2 separate regions of the Homo sapiens genome follow, and region 2 is linked to region 1. Evidence: chromatin contacts called from ENCODE Hi-C or POLR2A ChIA-PET data. All regions are on one chromosome and are shown on one strand. The core of a region is the stretch at or near the end of the contact, and the rest is flanking DNA. Distances in the headings are between cores, read along the strand shown. Region 1 has its middle 7.2 kb from the start of SPATA31G1. Region 2 overlaps RUSC2 (RUN and SH3 domain containing 2).

Region 1 (6,742 bases), core at 4,243-6,742:
ACTCTTTTGTGGATCTTCACAGATGATCACATCTGGAGTCCACACATCCCTACTCTATAGGGTGAGGCTACAGGGCCAGGTCAGCATAGCCCAAAGCCGCCCTTGAGAGGGAACGACTTCACAGCATGTGAACAAAAAACTACATCCATTCACACGAGCACAGGTCATCTGAGTCTAGGCAACTGTGCTTTGTCCTGGGTATTGTTCTCTTCTTCATCCACTTGACCTGTAAGTTCTCCACGTATCTTTCTGACCATTTCTTCTCAGCCCTCTGCTCTTTTCTCTCCCTGGGTCAGCTCATCCATCTCCAAGGCCATGAAAACAAGTGTCTTTTAATACGTCTAGTAACCGTCTGGATTTCTATAATCACCGGGTCATATCCTCTACCCATTTTCTAATGCACTATTTGTTGGACATTGTATTAGTCAATGTATTACAGTTTTCTACTGCTGCTGTAACAAATTACCACAAAACAAATTTATTTTGTCAGAAGTCTGACACGGAGCCTGGGTGCAGTGGCTCACATCTGTAATCCCAACACTTTGGGAGGCTGAGATGGGCTGATAGCATGAGCCCAGAAGTTTGAGACCAGCCTGGGCAACATGACAAAACCCTGTCTCTACAAAAAAAAAAAAACAAAAAAACCACAAAAATTAGCTGGGCATGGTGGTGCATGCCTATAGTCCCAGCTACTGGGCAAGGTGAGGTGGGAGGATCACCTGAACCAGAGAGGTCAAGGCTACAGTGAGCCACTGCACCACTACATGCCAGCCTGGGCAAAAGAGACCCTGTCTCCTCCCCGCAAAAAAAGTCTGACACATGTCTCACAGGGCTAAAATCAAGGGGTTGGCAGGCCTACATCCTTTTCTCTAGGCTCTGGGTAGGATTCACTCCTTGCCTTTCCCAGTTTCTAGAGGCTGCCCACATTCCTTGGTTACTGACCCCCTTCTTCTATCTTTAAAGCTAGCAAAGGCAAGTCAAGTTCTTCTCACATTGTATCACTCTGACCTCTTCTGCCTCCCTCTTCCACTTTTTTTTTTTTTTTTTTTTTTGAGATGGAGTCTCGCTCTGTCTCCCAGGCTGGAGTGCAGTGGCACGAACTCGGCTCACTGCAAGCTCCGCCTCCCAGGTTTTATGCCGTTCTCCTGCCTCAGCCTCCCGAGTAGCTGGGACTACAGGTGTGCACCACCTACGCCGGGCTAATTTTTTTGTATTTTTAGTAGAGACAGGGTTTCACCATGTTAGCCAGGATGGTCTCGAACTCCTAACCTCGTGATCCGCCCGCCTTGGCCTCCCAAAGTGCTGGGATTACAGGCGTGAGCCATTTTTTTTTTTTTTTTTTTTGAGACAGAGTTTCACTCTTATCACCCACGCTGGAGTGCAATGGCACAATCTCGGCTCACTGCAACCTCTGCCTCCTGTGTTCAAGTGATTCTCCTGCCTCAGCCTCCTGAGTAGCTTGGATTACAGGCATGCGCCACCACGCCTGGCTAATTTTGTATTTTTAATAGAGATGGAGTTTCTCCATGTTGGTCAGGCTGGTCTCAAACTCCTGACCTCAAGTGATCCACCCGCCTCGGCCTCCCAAAAAGTGCTGGGATTACAGACATGAACCACTGCGCCCGACCCTACCTCTTCCACTTTTAAGGACCCTTATGATTACACTGGACAAAGCTGAATAATCCAGGACACCCTTCCAATTTAAAGTCAGTTGATAGCCAGGCGCAGCAGTGGCTCATGCCTTAACAGTCCCAGCATTTCAGGAGGCCAGGGCAGCTGGATCGTTTGCGGCCAGGAGTTCAAGACCAGTCTGGCCAATATGGCAAAACCCCATCTCTACTAAAAATACAAAAATTAGCCTGGCATGGTATGTGTGCCTGTAATCCCAGCTACTCCGGAGGTTGAGGCAGGAGAATCGCTTGAACCCAGGAGGCGGAGGTTGCCAAGATCATGTCACTGCACTCCAGCCTTGACGACAGAGCAAGACCCTGTCTCTAAATAAATAAATGAAGTCAGTTGATTAGCAACCTTAATTCCACCTGGAACCTTAATGCCCCTTTTTCCATGTGAAATAATATATACATAGGTTCCAAGGATTACGACGTGGGCATCTTGAGGGCCATGATCCTGCCTACAGAGATAGTGACCCAAACTATTATGTATGTTCCAAATATTTTCTTCCAATTTGTATCTTATTGGCTAATTTTATGGTGACTTCTATTGTATCAAAGAAAAATTTTTTTATGTAGTTAAATCTACCAACACTTTACTTCATGACTTCTAAAACATTTTCTCCTGGCACTTTGATAATTTTGCATATTTATGTTTTAGATTACCGATTTTTATGGTATGAGGTGATAATCTAACCTTCCCCAAAATCATGTCCAATTTACCAATACCATTTTTTAAAAATAGAATGTCTTGAGCCCATTCCATTAAATATGGTGTATTGTAAAAACATGAGTCATTTCTAAGCATCTCTAGGCTTCAGGTCCCCATATTCAACAGCATACCAGACATTATCTCATATTTGACTTGTCCAAAAACGTATTTTCCCTTTAACTTTTTCCTCCAACACGCCCATTCCTATCAAAATGCATGACATCCACCTAAATACTTAAGCTTTGACTCTTCCTTCCTCCCTGATCTAAGCCATCACCAAATCTTGTCAGCCAGGCTCAGTGGCTCATGCGTGTAATCCCAGCACTTTGGCAGGCCGAGGTAGGAGGATCATTTGAGGTCAGGAGATCGATACCAGCCTGGGTGGTACCCCATCTCTACTAAAAACACAAAAATTAGCCGGGTGTGGTGGTGTGCACCTGTAATCCCAGCTACTTGGGAGGCTGAGGCAGAAGAATTGTTTGAACCAGGAGGCGGAGGTTGCAGTGAGCTGAGATCATGCCACTGCACTCCAGCCTGGGCAATAGAGCAAGACTCCATCTCAAAAAAACAAAACAAAACAAAACAAAACTTGTCAATTATACCTATGAAATGTATTTCAAATCCATCTTCCCCTCTCCATTTCCACCATCACTATTGTCTTAGTCATTATTTCTCACTAAATTGGTTGCTCTATTCCTTCTAATCCATCCTGCACATGGCTACAATTCTCTGGAGATCAACTGCCCCGATCTCTTCAACAAGTGTCATAAAAGTTTGAGTAAAAGGCTAGGGGTGGTGGTACATACTTATAAGCCCAGCTACTTGGGAGGCTGAGGCAGGAGAATCCCTTGAGCCCAGGATGTAGTGTGCCATGACGATTGGGAACCGAATGATGCTAAGTTTGGCATCAATAATGGTGACCTTCCAGAAGTGGGGGACCACCAGTGCCTAAGAAGGGGTGAACTGGCCCAGGTGGGAAACACAGCAGATAAAATTCCTGCACAGATCAGTAGCGATATAGCACCCGTAAATAGCCACTACACTCTTAGCCTGAGCAACAGAACGAAACCCTGTCTCTTATTTTTCAAAGTTTGAATAAAGGAATCTAACAGATGCCAACTTGTGGACCTAGGTTAGATATTGGTTTGGTCCAAATAGCTGTGAATGATATTTGGGTCGCTTGGGGGAAACTCCGAATATGGTATGGGTATCTAGTTTGGTTCTTGACCTCTAGAATTTTGCTTTTAGGGACAGGGTCATGCTCTGTCACCCAGGCTAGGGTGCAGTGGTGTAATCACAGCTCACTGCAGCCTCTAACTCCTGGGCTTAAGTGATCCTCCTGCCTCAGCCTCCTGAGTAGCTAGGACTACAGCTGTGTACCACCATGCCCAGCAAACTTTTTTTTTTATTTTTTGTAGAAATGAGGACTCACTCTTGTTGCCCAGACTGGTCTCAAACTCCCGGCCTCAACCAATCCTCCTGTCTCGACCTCTCAAAGTGCTGGGATTATAGGCATGAGCCACCATCACCACGCTCAACCAAGAACATTTACATAAAGGGAAAGGTAAAGATACTGACCAAGGCCGGGCACGGTGGCTCACATCTGTAATCCCAGCACTTTGGGAGGCCGAGGCGGTGGTGGATCACGAGGTCAGCAGATCGAGACCATCCTGGCTAACATGGTGAAACCCTGTCTCTACCAAAAATACAAAAAAATTAGCCGGGCTTGGTGGTGGGTGCCTGTAGTCCCAGCTACTAGGGAGGCTGAGGCAGGAGAATGGCGTGAACCCAAGAGGTGGAGCTTGCAGTGAGCCGAGATCTCACCACTGGACTCTAGCCTGGGCAACACAGCAAGACTCCATCTCAAAAAAAAAAAAAAAAAAGATACTGACCAAAACGAAAAAGTTATAATGCAGTATGATCTCAATTTGGGTTTAAAAATACCACATGTATAGACACGTACACATACACAAAAAAGATCCAGAAACATATGCACTAAAGTTATTAAAACAGTGATGACCTCTGGTTATTGGAAATATTTTTTTAATTTTGCTTATATTTTTACCAATTTCTTTCTTAGACAGGGTCTCATTCTGTCACCCAGGCTGAAGTGCAGTGGTAAGATCACTGTTCACTGTGGCCTCTACCTCCTGAGCTCAAGTGATCTTCCTACCTCAGCCTCCCAAGTAGCTAGGACTACCAGCACACACAACCATACCCAGCTAATTTTTGTATTTTTTGTAGAGATGAGGTCTTACCAAGTTGCCCAGTCTGGTCTCAAACTCCCAAGCTAAAGCGATCTGCTTGCCTTGGCCTCCCAAAATGCTGGGATTACCAGTGTGAGCCACCACGCCCTGGCCTATTTTTCTAAATTTCTACAATGCACATTACTGCTTCTATAAAAATAAAAGGTTATTTAATGTAAAGTGTCTACGCATAACCACGTACATGTGATTGACAATATTGTACTGTACACTTGGAAACCGTTGGATGAATTATTTGGATTTTTTTTTTTTTGCCACAAGAAATAAATTGAATTATTTAACGCTGAAGCCTATGTCACTTTCTTGCCTGAATCCTCCAGATGACCCACACCTGTAAGAAAGTTCAGTCCTGGCATTTGAGGGTCTTCACAACATGGTTCCTGATCTCTCCAAATTTACCCCAGGACTCTTGTTGCTAGTCTAACTTTAAGCTTTATGAGCAAGTGCTGTACTTTCTGACCTGTGCCTCAAACTGTTCTCCTCCACTTCTCCACATCAAGTTTCCCACCTTCCTTTAAGGCCTAGAAACCGTATTTTACATGGCATTGCCTTCCTTGCAGCCCCATTAACACTGTGTGCCTTGTTGATAGCTTCTGTTTCCTGATAGTAAGGCTTTAACATGAGGTTCTCTGAGGTCAAGCTCAAATTCTCAATCCAGTGCTCTTTCCACTCTATCATATTCCCTCTACTCTGTATATTTGGTTGAGAATCAGCCAGTCAGAAGGTACATGCTGCTTCCTTGATTCCTCTCACTAGTGTCACTGTTCTGTTCCAAAGCTTTATTTAGCTCAAACCTGTCAACAGGGTCTGAGTCCAAAACTCACCACCTGCTGGCCAAGGGTGGAACTAAAGGTACTTTTCCCTCTCCCACTACTATGGTCTCCAAAGACAATGCAATTCTGAATTTCCATTTTACATGGGAACGTGAGTTCACACTTATCTGAGTAGCTTTATAAAAAAAAAAATCCAAATCCTATATTAAGTATTTTAAAGCTCCTAGTGGGTTGTGGGGCTGAGCAAGGGTTAGCAAACCATTTGACACTTGCCACAGTTCAGCTGAAATGGAAGACCTGCATCCTTCACGGGCATTGTGTCCACTGAACTTTCAGGGGAATTTGTAGGATCAGTACCTTAGATCGATCTATCTAGATATATATAGATAGATCGATTTTTTTTTTTTTTTTTGAGACGGAGTCTCCATCTGTCGCCCAGGCTCACTGCAAGCTCCGCCTCCCGGGTTCATGCCATTCTCCTGCCTCAGCCTCCCGAGTAGCTGGGACTACAGGTGCCTGCCACCACCCAGCTAATTTTTTGTATTTTTAGTGTAGACGGGGTTTCACTGTGTTAGCCAGGATGGTCTCGATCTTCTGACCTCGTGATCCACCCGCCTCAGCCTCCCAAAGTGCTGGGATTACAGACGTGAGCCACCGCGCCTGGCCAAATATAAACATAGTTTAAGACATTAGATATGTTGTTCCATCTTTGTTTTTGCCTCTATGGCATACTGCTGGTCCTCTATTTGATACCACATTCTTGGTCTGAAACCCAACCTCTAATCGCAGTGTTTACCCTATATAAAGTGATCAGCTACGGTAAGATCACATTCCAGTTTCTTTCTAGGTATAATGTGAGGGGAAAGATGGACTGCCTATACAATTTGCCTCTTGGTTTAAGTATGCAGGCTTCCACAGTTTAGAAAGCATTTTTCAATCATTTTGTCAGACTAAGAAACTTGAGGCCCCAAAAGAGCTATCACCTTGTTCACAGCTATACAGGTATAACTGGCAACTCACATGTAGAAGAATGAAACTGGATCCTCATCTCTTACCTTATACAAAAATCAACTCGAGGCCTGGTGCAGCAGCTCATGCCTGAAATCCCAGCACTTTGGGAGGCTGAGGTGGGTGGATCATCTGAGGTCAGGAGTTTGAGACCAGCCTGGCCAACATGGGTGAAACCCCATCTCTACTAAAAATACAAAAATTAGCCAGAGGTGTGGTGGTGCATGCCTGCAATCCCAGCTACTTGGGAGGCTTGAAGCAGGAGAATCACTTGAGCCCGGGAGGCAGAAGTTGCACTGAGCTGAGATGGAGTAC
Region 2 (6,901 bases), core at 1,395-3,894, 500 kb after region 1:
AGGGGCAGGATCAGAAACAGCAAGGATTGACTGGGTCCTTTGAACCCACTCCCTTAGACTGCAGTGTCTGTCTGCTGGGTGCATCTCGTGGGATACTATGACTGGCATTCTGAGGGCAAGAAATATCCTGGTCAGAGATGTGTTTTCTCTATCAGATTAAGACATATCAACATGCTGCTCTGTTCCATAAGTCTCCAGTCTTCTCTTGATTCTGTACAGCTTTTTTCTAAATCAAAAATGAATGACAATTCATCAAGCTTTGAATGACAAAAGAAGGGACAGGTTGATCCAATCTAGGAATGACAGTATAGGAAGCTGAGAAGGTCGGCTGGGCATGGTGGCTCACACCTATAATCCCAGCACTTTGGGAGGCTGAGGCAGGAGGATCACTTGAAGCCAGGGGTTTGAGACCAGCCTGGGCAATATAGTGAGACCCTGTGTCTACAGAAAAAAAAATTTAAAAACAGCTGGGAGTGATGGCACATGCCTGTAGTCCTAGCTACTCGGGAGGCTGAGGCAGGAGGATCGCCTGAGCCCAGGAGTTTGAGGCACAGTGAGCTATGATTGCACCACTGCATCCCAGCCTGGGCAAAAAGTGAGATCCTGTCTCTAAAAAAAATTAAAGTAGGCCAGGTGTGGTGGCTCATGCCTGTAATCCCAGCACTTTGGGAGGCTGAGGTGGGGAAATCATTTGAGGCCAGGAGTTCGAGACCAGCCTGGCCAACATGGAGAAACCCCATCTCTACTAAAAATACAAAAATTAGCTAGGCATGGTGGCGCACGCCTGTAGTCCCATCTACCCGGGAGGCTGAGGCACAATAATCGCTTGAACCTGGAAGGCGGAAGTTGCAGTAAGCTGAGATCACGCCACTGCACTCCAGCATGGGTGACAAAGTGAGACTCTGTCTCAGAAAAAAGTAAATTAAAAAATAAAAATAAAAAAGGCAGCTGAGACGGCTCTTTGAGATACTGAGCAGCAGAATCAAGATTTAAAGGGATCTTACTGAATCTTGAAAGAACAAAACTAATAAAGCAGAGACCAATGTGAAGTTTGATATGTAACCTGCACTTGAGTTGATTTGGGATATTTGATTGCAAACTCAGATTGAGTCAGCAGTTGGTAGAGCTTCCAAAAAGTTAAGATGACTGGATTCATTCATAGACTCCAGAAAGAAAGAGTGGATAGTCTCTCACTCCTCCGAACCAGTGAGTGCTCAGTGGTATTCCATTGAGTTCTGGGTACCACATCTTAAGAAGGAACTGAGGAACTGGGGGACTGGGGCTATTTAACCTAGAGAAAAACTGACTCGGGTGAATACGGTCTCTGTCTCTGGTTTTCTTAATGAATGTCACATAGAAAAGTGAGAAAACTTATTCTGTGTATTCCCTGAGGGTAGAACTAAGACCCATTCCCCACAGGGGCCCCCTTCTTACCTGATCTTATTCCTCTGCCTCAGTCTGTATCCTGGGAACTTAGCAGAGAGGAGTTTTAAAAGGGTAGGAATAAGCAGTCTAATTCAGACATACTTTGTATAGGGGGTATAATAATGCTGTGGTTGGGATGACCTAATCCGATAGCCAGAGTCAGCTCAGCCTTGAAAACTGATACTTAAATAGGCGGAAAGGAAGGACACATTCCTGATGGGAAAAGCAGTGGGCTTCATGACAGGGATGGACTGGGAAGAGTAGGGTCAGTGGGGGCAGGTGTGGAAGTCTGAAGGGAGAGCAGCCTAGCTCGTAGCAGGTGTGGGCAACTAGCTCACTGAGAAGATTAGACTTTATTCTGGGAGATAAAATTTGTATCTCAGAAGCTAGTTGGTGTATGTAAGAAGCTTCTGGTTGTAGTGAGACTGGCTTGAATCAAGAGTGACCGTGGAGATTCCCTCATTTAACAGATGGTTTTTCACTCCATACTGTGTGCCAGCCTCTGTTCCAGGCATTATGGATCCAGCAGTGAACAATATAAAATCCCCACTTTTCTGGAGCTCTTAGGAGCAGTAATGGACAATAAACACATTAAAAGGACAACTTTTAATTGCTGGAAAGTTCAACAATGCTGAAAAGAAAATGAAACAGGGTAATGGGATAGAGAGCAACTTGCCAGAGGGGCTGACGTAGTCAGAGAAGGTCTTATTGAGGGGGTGATATTTGAGCTGATGCCTGAATGGTGAGAAGATTCAGACAGAAAGAAAAGCAGGTGCAAAAGGCCCGGAGATGTTCATGCATCTGGTGTGTTTAAGGACGGGGAAGTGTGGCTGGAGCACAGTGGGCCAGGGAGAATGCAGAGTCTGTGTAAGCAGTGACTGGGTATAGCAGGAGGGTGGAGCTTGAAAGTGTCCCCTGGGAGTGATTCAGAAGCACCTCCCTAATGGGATTGTGGTCCCCATCCCCTCTGACTCTTTGATGTAAATAAGATGAGGGATAGGAAAACCTGGCCTGATACAATTTCACATGTAGTACAATGTGGTAAAAAGAACAGTGGCTCTGAAATCAGACTCTGGGTTAGGCAGAATTCTAGCTCTGCCACTTCCTAGTTGTTTGACCTTGAGCAAGTGCTTTAATCTGTCTACATTTCACATTTCCTAATATGTCAAGTAAGAGAACTAATTCCCGCCTCGCAGAGCTACTGAGCCCCACTGCTGGTGAGCTTTCACCAGGGCTTTAGGCCGGGTGCGTGCTTATAGCGCCATCTTACGTTTATTCGGAGATCTACAGTGTTTTGTTGGAAGTGCAGTCCATCCACTGTCCCACTCCAGTGTCCTGGAGTTTTGTGTTTAGTTCTGAGCACCACGTTTTGAAGGACATTGACCTGAAGACTGCCTGAAAGAACAGGAGAGGCCCAGCCTTGGGGAACATACCTCCGTTCAGGGGGAGCAAATGTGGACTCTGAGGTTCCAATGCCAGGATCGTGAAAAGAGTGGGAGTGGGGGTAGATACAGATAACAGGTAGGCTGCAAGTAAAGAAATATCTTACTATGGTTCGATATGCTCAGGAATGAAATGTGCTGGCATGATTGGAGATGGGATAATGAGCAAAAGCTTGAAGTCAGTAACATCTGAAACATTTTCATCACTGAAAATGTGTGTGACTGTGACTCCAAGACTTAGAAACAAAGAAAATGGTTCTGCCATTGATAGAAATGGAAGTCATCGGAAAAAAGGAGAAAGGTGATGGATAAGCGGTTATAGCACATTTTAAGTGAAAGCAGAACTATAAAGCAGAATGATCTGGAGATGAAGAGGAAGGTCCAGGCTAAAGCTGTGGGTTTGGGAGTCATCCCGTAGAAGTCTGAACTCAAAACTTCTCAAGAAATAAAGTGTAAGGTGAGATGCAAGAGTTGAGCCTTAAGATACACTCACCTTTGGAGTCAAGAAAATGAAGAGGGACTGAACAGCAGAGAGGTACAAGACAGTCCAGCACCATAAAAGCAATAGGAAGCGTTTTACAAAAGAGGGGAGCAGTGTCCCATTCCACGAACTTCTACCCCATTCAATTCCTGCCAGCCAGGTCCCTGCCCCTCTCCCCTCTCCCATCTCTGCTTCTGGGTTTTCTCTCATATGGGTTTCAGTGTCTGTCTACTGATTTCTTCTCCATCCCTTTGCTACAGGGGGTGGCACCGAGAGCCGACCAGTCCTTCGCTACAGCAAGGAACAGAGGCCAACCACACTGCCCATCCAGCCCTTCGTGTTCCAGCACCACTTCCCCAAGCAGCTGGCCAAGGCCCGGGCCCTCCACAGCCTTTCCCAGCTCTACAGCCTCTCAGGCTGCAGCCGTACACAGCAGCCTGCCCCACTGGCTGCCCCTGCTGCTCAAGTCTCAGTCCCAGCTCCCTCAGGGGAACCGCAGGCATCCACTCCCCGAGCCACTGGCAGAGGTGCCAGGAAAGCTGGGTCTGAGCCAGAGACCTCTCGGCCATCGCCCCTGGGCAGCTACTCCCCCATCCGGAGTGTTGGCCCCTTTGGGCCCAGCACTGACTCTTCTGCCTCCACTTCGTGCTCCCCTCCCCCAGAGCAGCCCACAGCCACAGAAAGCCTGCCCCCATGGAGCCACTCCTGTCCTTCTGCTGTCCGGCCTGCCACCTCCCAGCAGCCGCAGAAGGAGGATCAGAAGATACTGACCTTGACTGAGTACCGGCTCCATGGAACAGGAAGCTTGCCGCCTCTGGGCTCCTGGCGATCTGGCCTCAGCCGAGCAGAGAGCCTGGCCCGGGGAGGTGGTGAGGGCAGCATGGCCACCAGGCCCAGTAATGGTACGAGCTCCAGCATCTCCCTACCCAACCCGCCACCTCACGCAAGCACTTCCACCACCTCCCCTTTGAGTGGTTGCTTACACTCTCACCTGGGGCCAGAGGTTAGGATGTCTGCATCCCTCCCTCAGCATCTGTAGATAATATCCACAGATAATCTAGTGTTTCATATGGGCCCACTGGGTGGATGTGAAACTCTGTCTCGCTGTCTCCTGCCAACTCTTGTCTTTCTGCTAATCTGTTCTGCTTCCAGCCAACCACCTATCCCCTCAAGCCCTCAAGTGGCGGGAATACAGGAGGAAGAACCCACTAGGGCCACCTGGTTTGTCAGGGAGCCTAGACCGAAGATCACAAGAAGCTCGGCTGGCCCGAAGAAACCCTATCTTTGAGTTCCCTGGCTCCCTCAGTGCTGCCAGCCATCTGAACTGCCGGCTGAATGGTGTGTGAGCAGGGTCCCCAGTACACCCGGGGCAGGCTCTGCCATGGCTGGAAAGGGCTAGAGAAGGGGTCAGTCCCAAAGGAACGTGTCTCAGACGGTACGAGGCACTGAACTGGCCTGGAACTCCTGCACTGAGAGTTGCTCAGGATTGATTTTTCTCTTCTTTCCAGGCCAAGCAGTGAAGCCGTTACCACTGACCTGCCCTGACTTCCAGGACCCCTTTTCCTTGACGGAGAAGCCTCCAGCTGAGTTTTGTCTGTCCCCAGATGGCAGCTCAGAGGCCATTTCCATTGACCTGCTTCAGAAAAAAGGTGCATACAACCCCCAGCTCAGGCCAGGGACTCTGCTGTCACTACCTCCTCACACTTGCCCTACTACCTAGCCAGTCTGAAACCTCTAAGTGCTGGCTGGGCCCAGTGGCTCACGCCTGTAATCCCAGCACTTTGGGAGGCCAAGGCAGGTGGATCATGAGGTCAGGAGTTCGAGGCCAGCCTGGCCAACATGGTGAAACCCCATCTCTACTAAAAACACAAAAAAAAATTAGCTGGGTGTTGTGGTGGGCGCGTGTAATCCCAGCTACTCGGGAGGCTGAGGCAGGAGAATTACTTGAACCCAGGAGGTGGAGGTTGCAGTGAGCCAAGATCACACCATTGCACTCCAGCCTGGGCAACAAAACTGAAAACTCCTTTTCAAAAGAAAACCACAAACAAATCTCCAGGTGCTGGGAAGGTGTTGGAGCACACAGGCTCTGGGGCCAGAGGAGGAAGCTGTGTGCTGTGTATCATGAGTGCATGTGAGTGAGCAAGGGTCATTCATCAGAGGCTTTCAGAGTCACGCTCCGGTCCCTTCCTGCAGTGAGCAAAGTCTCATGAGGAGGCTTCCATGTCATCAAAAAATGCCTCAGTGCTCTTGGAGGGGGCGGGTGAAGGTACTAGAGGGCCCAGCAGCTTGGGTAAGAGTGTTGGTGACATCTAGTAAGATGAAGATTGACAAGACCCACACTATTTAGCAAATAAGTGACCACTGAACTAAGAACATTTTTAGGGAGATGGAGAGAACTGAGCATAATTGTGGGCTGAAGATGAGCCTGTGAAGAGAGAGCTGAAGTTCCTTGCAAAGGCAGAAGGGGAGAATCAGAGCTCAGGGAGAAAGAACCCGGGCAAGAAGGGAAACGGCCACCTTCCTCCAGGACGCGAAGGGGATGCAAGTGGGCAGGGGAGTGAGGGGTGTACATATGAGATTGTTATGGATTTTGGAGGTAGAGGGAAGTTAAAGGAGTTTATAACTAGGGAACTCTGTTCTCTGAAGCAGAACCAAGGGCTTGAGAGGAGGGGTGTCGATTTCACATGGCAACTTGAGGGTATGGCAGAGAGTGCTGACAAGCCATGTGTCAAAGAACCGCCCTTGTCTGGCACTGGCACTGGGGTGAGGGACTTGGGTTTTCTTCAGGTCAGTGGCCCGGTTTCTCAGAGTGGAGAAAACCGATAGTTGGCCTGACCCAGGATTGGAATAAGGGCTGAGAGGTAAGGACATTGAGAGGCTTGACAGTGGCATCACTGAGGTAGCTCCAGGCTGGGAAGTAAAGACAGGAAGAGCTTAAGAACTGGGCAGAACCAGAAAAGGGCCAGGCCTGAATGTTTTGATAAGACCCATGTGCAGATGTGGAGACGGAGTAAGTGTGGGAGCCCTTTCCCTGAGGAAACCTGAGGTTTCAGCCCCAGCTGAGTTGGTTAAGGACTTGCTCAGGGACCTGTCACATCACATTCTTCCCTGCAGGGCTGGTAAAAGCTGTTAACATCGCTGTGGACCTCATTGTGGCTCATTTTGGCACAAGCCGGGATCCCGGGGTGAAGGTAGGCAAGGAAATGTGGAGAGCTGAGCTCTGCCTGCAAGCCCTCACCTGTCCCGCGCTACCACCTTCCCTTGCTGTCTTGCATTTAGAGCCCAGGGTTGGGTACTTAGGAATGGGGACGGCAAGAGGGGAACCATGAGGGCCTGCTACGAGAGGACCACAGTCAGGCCTGAGGGGGTTTCCTGCACTTCCCTACCACACCTACAGGCAAAGCTGGGAAACAGTTCTGTGAGCCCCAATGTGGGCCACCTGGTTCTGAAGTACTTGTGCCCTGCCGTCCGCGCCGTGCTGGAGGATGGGCTCAAGGCCTTTGTACTGGACGTCATCATCGGGCAGCGTAAGAACATGCCATGGAGTGTGGTT

What was found. Hi-C counts contacts between places; a loop is a spot of excess contacts on that map. ChIA-PET counts read pairs that join two places held with the same protein, here RNA polymerase II (POLR2A). Pooled maps may share reads with other maps.
Region 2: a pooled map shows a loop between it and region 1 (4-fold over the local background). The contact joins two enhancer-like sites. A Hi-C loop is called at or near these places in 2 of 50 pooled maps. POLR2A ChIA-PET finds 5 or more read pairs at or near these places in 2 of 52 experiments (activated CD4-positive, alpha-beta T cell and endothelial cell of umbilical vein).

The regions. Positions count from the first base shown.
Region 1 is chr9:35,046,104-35,052,845 of GRCh38, forward strand. It overlaps the pseudogene RN7SL338P. Among named protein-coding and RNA genes, the nearest start is that of SPATA31G1, 7.2 kb to the left of the region's middle. Within about 2 kb of position 5,493, at least 2 of the 41 ENCODE cell types and tissues checked have a DNase peak (open chromatin) inside an H3K27ac peak, as active enhancers do.
Region 2 is chr9:35,551,452-35,558,352 of GRCh38, forward strand. It overlaps RUSC2 (RUN and SH3 domain containing 2), which reads left to right. Exons shown (of 12, transcript NM_014806.5): 3 at 3,609-4,250; 4 at 4,501-4,686; 5 at 4,857-4,997; 6 at 6,463-6,539; 7 at 6,746-6,901. Among named protein-coding and RNA genes, the nearest start is that of CIMIP2B, 9.0 kb to the right of the region's middle. Within about 2 kb of position 2,645, at least 21 of the 41 ENCODE cell types and tissues checked have a DNase peak (open chromatin) inside an H3K27ac peak, as active enhancers do.